Regions from separate parts of the Homo sapiens genome. Here all the other regions are linked to region 3. A link is a contact called in ENCODE Hi-C or POLR2A ChIA-PET data. All regions are on one chromosome and are shown on one strand. Each heading gives the region's core, a stretch centred on a gene start or an enhancer-like site at or near the end of the contact. The rest is flanking DNA. Distances are from core to core; before and after follow the strand shown. Region 1 overlaps GTF2H3 (general transcription factor IIH subunit 3). Region 2 holds the start of DNAH10 (dynein axonemal heavy chain 10). Region 3 has its middle 89 kb from the start of SCARB1.

Region 1 (2,700 bases), core at 152-2,651, 1.1 Mb after region 3:
AGCTGAGACTACAGGCGTGCACCACCATGATAGGCTAATTTTTTTGTATTGTTTATAGAGATGGTGTCTCGCCATGTTGCCCAGGCTGGTCTTAAACTTCTGAGCTCAAGCCATCCACCCGCCTGAGCCTCCCAAGTGCTGAGATTATAGGCATGAGCCACTGAGCTCAGCCAGGATATATTTTAAAGGCAGAATCAACAGGATTTGCTCATGGTTATGAAAGGAGGGAAGAGAAGAGACAAGGAAGAGTCAGGTTTTTGCTTGAGTTGCTGAGTGAACTGCACTGCCACTTAGGGAGATGGGGCTACCAGTGGAGCAGGAAGAGGCTGAGAGGACAAACCAAGAGCTCTCTGCTTTTGACACATGACACTGAAGATGCCTGCCAGACGTCCAAGAGGAGGTACTACGTACACGGCTGATTCTGCAAGTCTGGAACTCAGGAGAGTCTGGGACTGGACTAGAAAAATGAATGTGAGGGCTGAGGAGGTAGAGCTGGTATGTGAATTCATGGCAGAGACAAGATCGTCTTGGAGTTAATAGACAATGTGTAGACTGAAATGTGTTGCTAAAAAATGAATTCAAACTTTTTGAATTTTTACTACTGAAATATAATATGTACAAGAGTCTGTATACATAATGTGTAAGTATGGTTTAAATAATAAAATGAACATCATATACCTACGATCAAGCTGAAGAAACAGTACAATCTCAGAGCCTTTGAAGCATGTAAATTTTCCCATTGGACCTCGCTCTCCCCATCCTTCATCCCCAGCAGTAACCTAAATTCAGGGTTTGTCATAGTTTTGTGCTTGTAACTGATCCTTTAGGAAACAACATTTGTGGCCAAAAAACATCTAACAAAAACTCAGTAATTTCTTCAGACTTACTTTAGGGTTTTGTTTCCCTTTCGGGTTAAAGTAAAATTCAGTTTTTGTCTTTTAGTGCTGCCCAACGGAAATATAACGCAAGCAATATGTAATTTAAAATTTTCCAGTAGCTCCATACGTAAGGGGGAAAGACATAGATAAAATTAGGCTGAATAACATATTTTATTTAACCCAATATACCCAAAGCTTTCATTTTAAATTGTAATCAATATAAAAATCACTAATTGTCATAACCACCGACACAAAGCATGGTTTTAAAACATACCTGTTGGAGGAGCCCTGAGTCGGAGTCTAAAACACAGGCATCAATCAAAATATTCTAAAAGAAACATTTTGAAAATATTACAGGAATAATAACAATAATGATTACCCTATACTGAGAACCTACTACATGCCATACTCTATGCTTAAAATAGCTCACTCAATATGCAACGTGACTCTGCACGGCAGATATTTGCATTTGGCAGCTGAAGCACCCAGGACATGGCTGGGCTGTGGTCACAGAGCCAGCGGGTGAGAAAGCTGTCACCCCACTCGGCATGTCTCCAAAGTCCAGGCTCTTTTCACTACATCATGCTGCCACTCCACAACAGAGAACATTATGCATGGCTATAGCAGCATTTTACATTAAAACTGAAATTTTAAGGAGGTTTTCTTTCTTCATAAACACACCAAAGAAGAAAATGTATTATACTTCATCTGAACATTTCAGCTCTTTGCAAAGTAAAAATACTGAATTTTTACAGCTTCGCCACAGCAACAAGATAAAGAAACTGATGCAAGGTTTATACAGCAAACTGTCAAACCAGGGATTCTTGGCATGGGGTCCAAGGATGGGCTAAAGGTTACCTGAATACCATGAAACTCTATGCAAAACTGTGGTTGAGTGCATATTGTTTTGGGAATGCATCAGATTCTCAAGTGGTCCAGGACCCAAAATAGAGAAAAGACTAGAACATAATACAGATTCTGGATTCCTTGCCCATTCATAAGCCTACGTAGTCAGAATACCTCAGAGTAGAGCATTCAAAAAATGAAATTGACTCCTTCGTTATGAAACAAATACTTTAAACGGCAGGCTCTCAGTTCACCTGTTTCTGTGCTGCAAAGATGACATTCATGAAGTTCATATACTGCAACGCACTGTCTTCTGCAGCCTTAATCACCTAAAAATCACAGTCATGTTAATTCCACCCAGGCACATGCCAGTCCTCTCACACCAATGTCACACAATATACTGCGAACCACAACCAACATTATTCCAGTTTGTCTTCCCATTTATCATTGTTAAATGATACCTAAAGTATAAAGATGACAGTAACATTTCCCCCGAAATCCCGCTCCACGTAACGGTTTGATGAACTCATTCTGGAGAGCACCTACATGGGCAGGTATATACATGCACACCCAAAACACAAACACACACATACACAAAATAAACACATACGCACATATACCCAAAATACACACACGCCCCCAAAATACACACACCTACCCACCCAAAATACACACATGCACCCCCAAAATACACACACACACCCAAAAATACACACACTCCAAAATACACACCCAAAATACACCCATACCCCAAATACACACACCCCAAATACACATACACCCAAAACACACACATATACAAAATACACACACGGACATACACCCAAAATACACAGGTAAGTACACCCAAAATACACACACACACAACCAAAATACACGTACCCCAAAAGTACACACACCACTAAATACACACACCCAACACACACACACAACCAAATACACAGCCCCAAAAAATACACATCCAAAACATACCCCC
Region 2 (2,700 bases), core at 87-2,586, 1.0 Mb after region 3:
AGTCAAGATCGCACCACTGCACTCCAGCCTGGGTGACAAAGTGAGACCCTATCTCAAAAAAAAAAAAAAAAAAGTTAAAAAATAGAATACAATAAATGAATCTGCCTGGTACCTTTAAAAAAAAAATCAAAGGTCTGCCGGCCCTGCCACCCGAACCCAGTGAGAGGCCCTGCAAGGGATCCCCAAGTCCTTAAGGGGCTGGAAAAGTAGCCCAGGAGACTGGACAGCCAGGCAGGAGGTCCCGGTAGCTGTGCTCCAGCTGGTGCTCCTGCGAGGAGGCGGCTTTCGAGGTCCCAGTCTCCTTCTAGCTGTTTCTGAAGCGAGTTGTCCTGCCTCCTCCTCTCACCTGTGCTGGCCCCTCCCTGCCCTCTCAGTGTCCCTGGCCTATCAGAGAGTAGGTGGGGCTGGGGATCCGCCTCCACAGAGGGTTCTGGGACCCTGGTCACTGTCTTTTTGTATTTGCGATGCTAATTTGTTCAACATAAACATTTAAAGTCTACTGTAGTTTTTAAACTTTGTCCTAGCCTTATTTTACTTTTTAGGATATAAGGAGCCTCCAGAAGTAGAAAGGGGTGCTCTTCGGACCCTCCGTGAGAGGCTGCGACCGTCAAGGAGAGTGACAGTGACCTGGGTCCCTGCCACACCTGGGCATGGCTCTACCCAGCCGTTCGGATTATTGCACAGTGGATCTTGACGCCCCGTGGGCCTTGGGCAGGTTACTTAACCCCCTCCGTGCCAGTTTGCTCATCTGTAAAATAGGGATGAGGATACACCCGCCTCGTAGGGTTAAGGAGTTGATACAAGCGTTGGAACCGCACCTGGCACGGGGTGCGGGCTAAGTCAGTGTTTGCTGTGATTTTTCAATCAAGGCCTGACTTTCAAGTGGGCTGTGGGCCCAGGAGGGCAGGGACGGCTGTGATTGCTGGGTTCGCCCGGGGCCTGCACGTGGCGGGCGGCAGCGTTTGTGGACAGCACCTGAGGCCGGGGCCGGACGATGGGCAGGCTCTAGCAGCCCCGGCGCCCGCCGGAGAGGCCGGGACGGGCAGGAGGGAAGCCCGGGGAAGGGAGCGGCGCGTCGAGGCTCACCAATCTCCACCTCCACCTCCTCCGGCACCATAGTGCGGTAGATGAAGAGCGCCGAGGGCCCCTCCTCCTCGCTCGCCTGGTTGAGGAAGTGCAAGATGAGGTCCTCGCCCTGGCCGTCGTCGCGGTTGAGCAGGTCCTCGAAAAGCTGGGGGTCGGTGATGCCGAAAGCCGCATACACGCGGTCGCGCATCCACAGCACCCGCAGGTCGTCCATGGCGCCGCGCAGTGCAGAGGGAGCCGGGCGCAGGGCGGGCGTCCGTGGCAACGGCGGCCCTAGCAATGGGCGCCCCGGAAACGGCCGCAGCTCGCCCCGCCGACGGCGCCGGCGCTGGGGGCTGCAAGCTCGGCAGTGCCCCGCGCCCGGCCCCTCGATCCCGAACCCGCGAGCCGCAGCCCACGCCCCGGCCCCGGGATCTCGGAGGCGCGCACCAGGCCCCCGGGCCGCCGAGGTAGGCTGGTTGCTCCCTGGCCCCGGCAGCGCGCACGCCCCTGGATGCGGAGCGGGACCCTCGCCGCCAGGAGCCGCCCTCGGGCCGCTGCAGCCGAGGGTGCGACCCCACCCCACGCCGACCGGTTTGCAAGCAGCCCGCCCACCTTGCAGATGAAGCTGGGGCTAGAGAGTTGGCGAGACGAAGGTCACAGCACCTCGGCGGTGGCAGAGGCGGGATTAGAGGCCAGACGAGGAGGAAATAAGCCGAGAAAGCACGAGTTCCTCATGGCCTACAAAATCAGGGAAGGAGCAGAGTTCTTTAGCTTTCTTGCCAAACTAGAGCATAATAAAGCAAAACACCCACGTTTAAAAATATAGATATATTTATTTGTCATTAGCAAAAGGAAGTTAAATACTGATAGAAGATGCAAATTTGTCCTTTCATGCATTTGTGGAGCAAAGTACTAACTTGTTCACTGTCATTTCCCCTCACAAGGAGTTGAGCCCCTAGATGACTCAGGCTAACCCTAAGAACCTACCTAGCCTTCTTAGATATTCCCATCAAAGAACAGGTGGAGTGTACTAAGTATTTCTGAAAATTCTAAACCAAATCAGCAAAAATGGCCTGACTGTGGGAAGACTGTTCGTTCAAACTGCCTTATTCCCATCATCTTGATTTGACAGCTTCATAATAACCTTCCTGGATATATTCCCTGTGGCACGCAAGCAAACCCGGCTTTACGTTTTTAATAGAGGAATTTATTGTTTTAAATGCGGACTGTAGAATAGGTGTAGAAGTTGTTTTTCTTTTCCAAAATGTATCAGGCTCTAAAACGTCTGAATATGTAATTCATGGACATCGTAAGGCTGACCTATGCTACAGGTATTCTGTGCCTTATTAAACAACTGCAGAGGGCCAGGCGCGGTGGCTCACGCCTGTAATCCCAGCACTTTGGGAGGCCAAGGTGGGTAGATCACCTGAGGTCAGGAGTTTGAGACCAGCCTGGCCAACATGGTGAAACCCTGTCTCTACTAAAAATACAAAAATTAGCCGGGCACTGTGGCAGGCGCCTGTAATCCCAGCTACTCGGGAGGCTAGGGCAGGAGAATTGCTTAAACCCAGGAGGCAGAGGTTGCAGTGAGCCGAGACTGCACCACTGCACTTCAGCCTAGGTGACAGAGTG
Region 3 (2,700 bases), core at 77-2,576:
ACACAATTGGTCAAAACTATATTACTATGTTTTATGTGACATATCAAAGTAGCAAAATTTTATTGGAATGCATGTCCTTTTGGTATGCATTTTATATATCTTTTTCATTTACAGATTAGAGTTGTGTGTGAGTGTGTGTACAATTCCATGAATTTTGACATGTTTATAGAGTTGAGTCATTACCCCTACAATCAAGACAAAACAATTTCATCATCCCCCAAGATTTCCTCATGTCTTCCCTTTGTTTTTGTTTGTTTTACAGTGGGCTCCCATAATTTTTTTTTTTTTTTTTTTGAGACAGAGTCTCGCTCTGTTGCCCAGGCTAGAGTGCAGTGGTTCAATCTTGACTCACTGCAGCCTTCACCTCCCAGGCTCAGGAGAGCCTCCTGACTTAGCCTTCCGAGTAGCTGGGACCACAGATGTGTGCCACCACACCTGGCTAATTTTTTTTTTGTAGAGATGGGGGTCTGGCTCTGTTGCCCAGGCTGGTCTCAAACTTTTGGCTTCAAGCATTAGTCCCACCTCAACCTACCAAAGTGCTGGGATTAGAGGCGTGAGCCACTGCACCCAGCCTGCGACCTGTGCTGCCTTCCTCCCACTTTGTAGGGAAGTCCCTCATCCCCATGCTTAGCCCTTGGCCACTAGCTATTTTTACCTTTTCCAGAATGTTCTAAATGGGATCTACAGCCTGTAACCCTCTGAGCCTGGCTTCCTTCACTCAGCACTGTCTCTAGATGCATGCCTGTTGTTGTGTGTAGCAATAGTTCCTTTCTTTTCACTGCTGAGCAGAACTCCATGGGGTGCACACACCAGTGCTTTTCAGCCGTTCACTTATTGAGGGACACGTAGAGTGGTTGCAGCCTTTGGCAATTGCATTAGTTGGTTTTCACGCCACTGATAAAGACATACCCAAGACTGGGTAACTTTTAAAGAAAAAAGGTTTCATGAACTCACAGTTCATATGGCTGGGGAGGCCTCACAATCATGGTGGAAGGCAAAGGAGAAGCAAAGTCATGTCTTACATGGGACCAGAGAAGAGAGAATGAGAGCCAAGTGAAAGGGGAAACCCCCGATCAAACCATCAGATCTTGTGAGACTTACTCACCACCAGGAGAACAGTATGGGGTTAACCGCCCGTATGATTCAATGATCTCCCACTGGCTCCCTCCCACAACATGGGAATTATGGGAACTACAATTCGAGATGAGATTTGGGCAGGGACGCAGCCAAACCACATCAGCAACTATGAACAAAGCTGCTGTGAACGTTCATGTACAGATTTGTGTGTGAAGGCGTACGTTCATTTCCCTGGGGTGTATACCTCGGAGTGGAGCTGCTGAGTCAAACTGGAGCTCTGCGTTTCACTTTTGGGGGACTGCCAGTTTCACAGTCGCTGTACCAGGCTGCATTCCCATCAGCTCTGCGTCCTCACCAGCATCTTGGTGTTTTCAGTTTTAAAAAACTTCAGCCCTTCGTAGTGGTTTCTCATTGTGGCTTTTATTTGCTTAGAAATACTTCTTGTCCTGAGATGAGTGGGACTTCCTCTCCACCCCCAATTAATTCATGTATCCGTGAATGACTGTCACGTATTGCTAGAATGAAACCAATTTTTACCATCAATTCTTTGTCCCTGCAAGTGCAGAGAAGCCTTGTTTTCATAAGGAAGTCACTGGGAGTGGAATTCTTATACTCCTTCTGGGTAGTATGCGAATGTCACACGGCGATCTGTCATTGGAAGCGATTCTCACTGATCTCCCAGCAGACAGGTCCGTTTGACCTTTCTTCAAATTTGTAGAAAGCAGCAAAGTGGAAACCACCGGCTTGCAAAAGCATTTCTTACCCAATCTTTAGATGGGTTCTCGAAACCTGTGTCCGGGAAGTTCCCTCTGATTGGGGCTGGAGGTCAGGGAGGCTTTGCCCGTTGGCTGTAGAGTGGAGGGGTGGGGGGTCTTGTGACCTGCCCGGGGAAATGGCAGGCGAGTGACAAGCTCAGGAGAGAGTCCAGGCCCCGAGGATGGTTCCCTTCAAACTCCCCATGTCTGATCCTCTGGGAAGCTGAGGCCAGCTTTGGTTATTTGATAGCCACGGTGAGGATTTTGACTTAATCTGTGTATGCAACACATCACAGACAGTTTTAACTCTTGCATTCAAGTCTACCTGCTCATAAAACAGAAAAAAAGACAGGCCCCAGAAGGCATTCGGTTTTTTTTTTTTTTTTTTTTTTTTTTTGGAGACAGGGTCTCACTTTGTCACCTAGGCTGGCACAATCACTGCTCACTGCAGCCTCAACCTCCCAGGCTCAGGCGATCCTCTCACCTCAGCCAGCCTCCCAAGTAGGTGGGATTATAGGCCTGTGCCACTACACCCGGCTAATTTTTTGTATATTTTTGTAAAGATGGGGTTTCGCCGTGTCGCCCAGGCTGATCTCCAACTCCCAGGCTCAAGCGATCCGCCCGCCTCGGCCTCCCAAAGTGCTGGGATAACAGGCATGAGCCACTGCCCTGGCCCTTAAGTCATTCTTGTGTTTGTGTGTGTGTGGGGTGTGTGTGTGTGTGTGTGTGTGTGTGTGTGTGTGTGTGTTCCCGAGGGACTTAGCCTCCCGTGTGTCTCATTGGGTGAACATCTTGCTTCTGAGTGAGGTTTGATTTTTTTGTAGGGTGTGCGTTTGGACACATCCTTGGTCTTAAGCCCAGCCAACGA

What was found. Hi-C counts contacts between places; a loop is a spot of excess contacts on that map. ChIA-PET counts read pairs that join two places held with the same protein, here RNA polymerase II (POLR2A). Pooled maps may share reads with other maps.
Region 1: a loop to region 3 is called in a pooled map, with 4 times the contacts of the local background. The contact joins two enhancer-like sites. A Hi-C loop is called at or near these places in 2 of 50 pooled maps. POLR2A ChIA-PET finds 5 or more read pairs at or near these places in 2 of 52 experiments (HEK293 and IMR-90).
Region 2: a map with no recorded cell type shows a loop between it and region 3 (5-fold over the local background). The contact joins the promoter of DNAH10 here to the enhancer-like site in region 3. A Hi-C loop is called at or near these places in 7 of 37 single-sample maps with no recorded cell type and 4 of 50 pooled maps. POLR2A ChIA-PET finds 5 or more read pairs at or near these places in 1 of 52 experiments (activated T-cell).

Annotation. Positions count from the first base shown.
Region 1 is chr12:123,654,277-123,656,976 of GRCh38, reverse strand. It overlaps GTF2H3 (general transcription factor IIH subunit 3), which reads right to left. Exons shown (of 13, transcript NM_001516.5): 8 at 1,979-2,053; 9 at 1,153-1,206. Among named protein-coding and RNA genes, the nearest start is that of TCTN2, 15 kb to the left of the region's middle. Within about 2 kb of position 1,401, at least 3 of the 41 ENCODE cell types and tissues checked have a DNase peak (open chromatin) inside an H3K27ac peak, as active enhancers do.
Region 2 is chr12:123,760,937-123,763,636 of GRCh38, reverse strand. DNAH10 (dynein axonemal heavy chain 10) reads right to left here and starts at 1,336. Exons shown (of 79, transcript NM_001372106.1): 1 at 1,087-1,336. The coding sequence starts at 1,300. It overlaps ATP6V0A2 (ATPase H+ transporting V0 subunit a2), which reads right to left. Exons shown (of 20, transcript NM_012463.4): 20 at 1,882-2,700. RefSeq lists a silencer at 1,336-1,755.
Region 3 is chr12:124,773,422-124,776,121 of GRCh38, reverse strand. No RefSeq gene overlaps it. Among named protein-coding and RNA genes, the nearest start is that of SCARB1, 89 kb to the left of the region's middle. RefSeq lists enhancers at 1,415-1,574, 1,635-1,684, 1,695-1,854 and a silencer at 1,765-2,059. Within about 2 kb of position 1,326, at least 14 of the 41 ENCODE cell types and tissues checked have a DNase peak (open chromatin) inside an H3K27ac peak, as active enhancers do.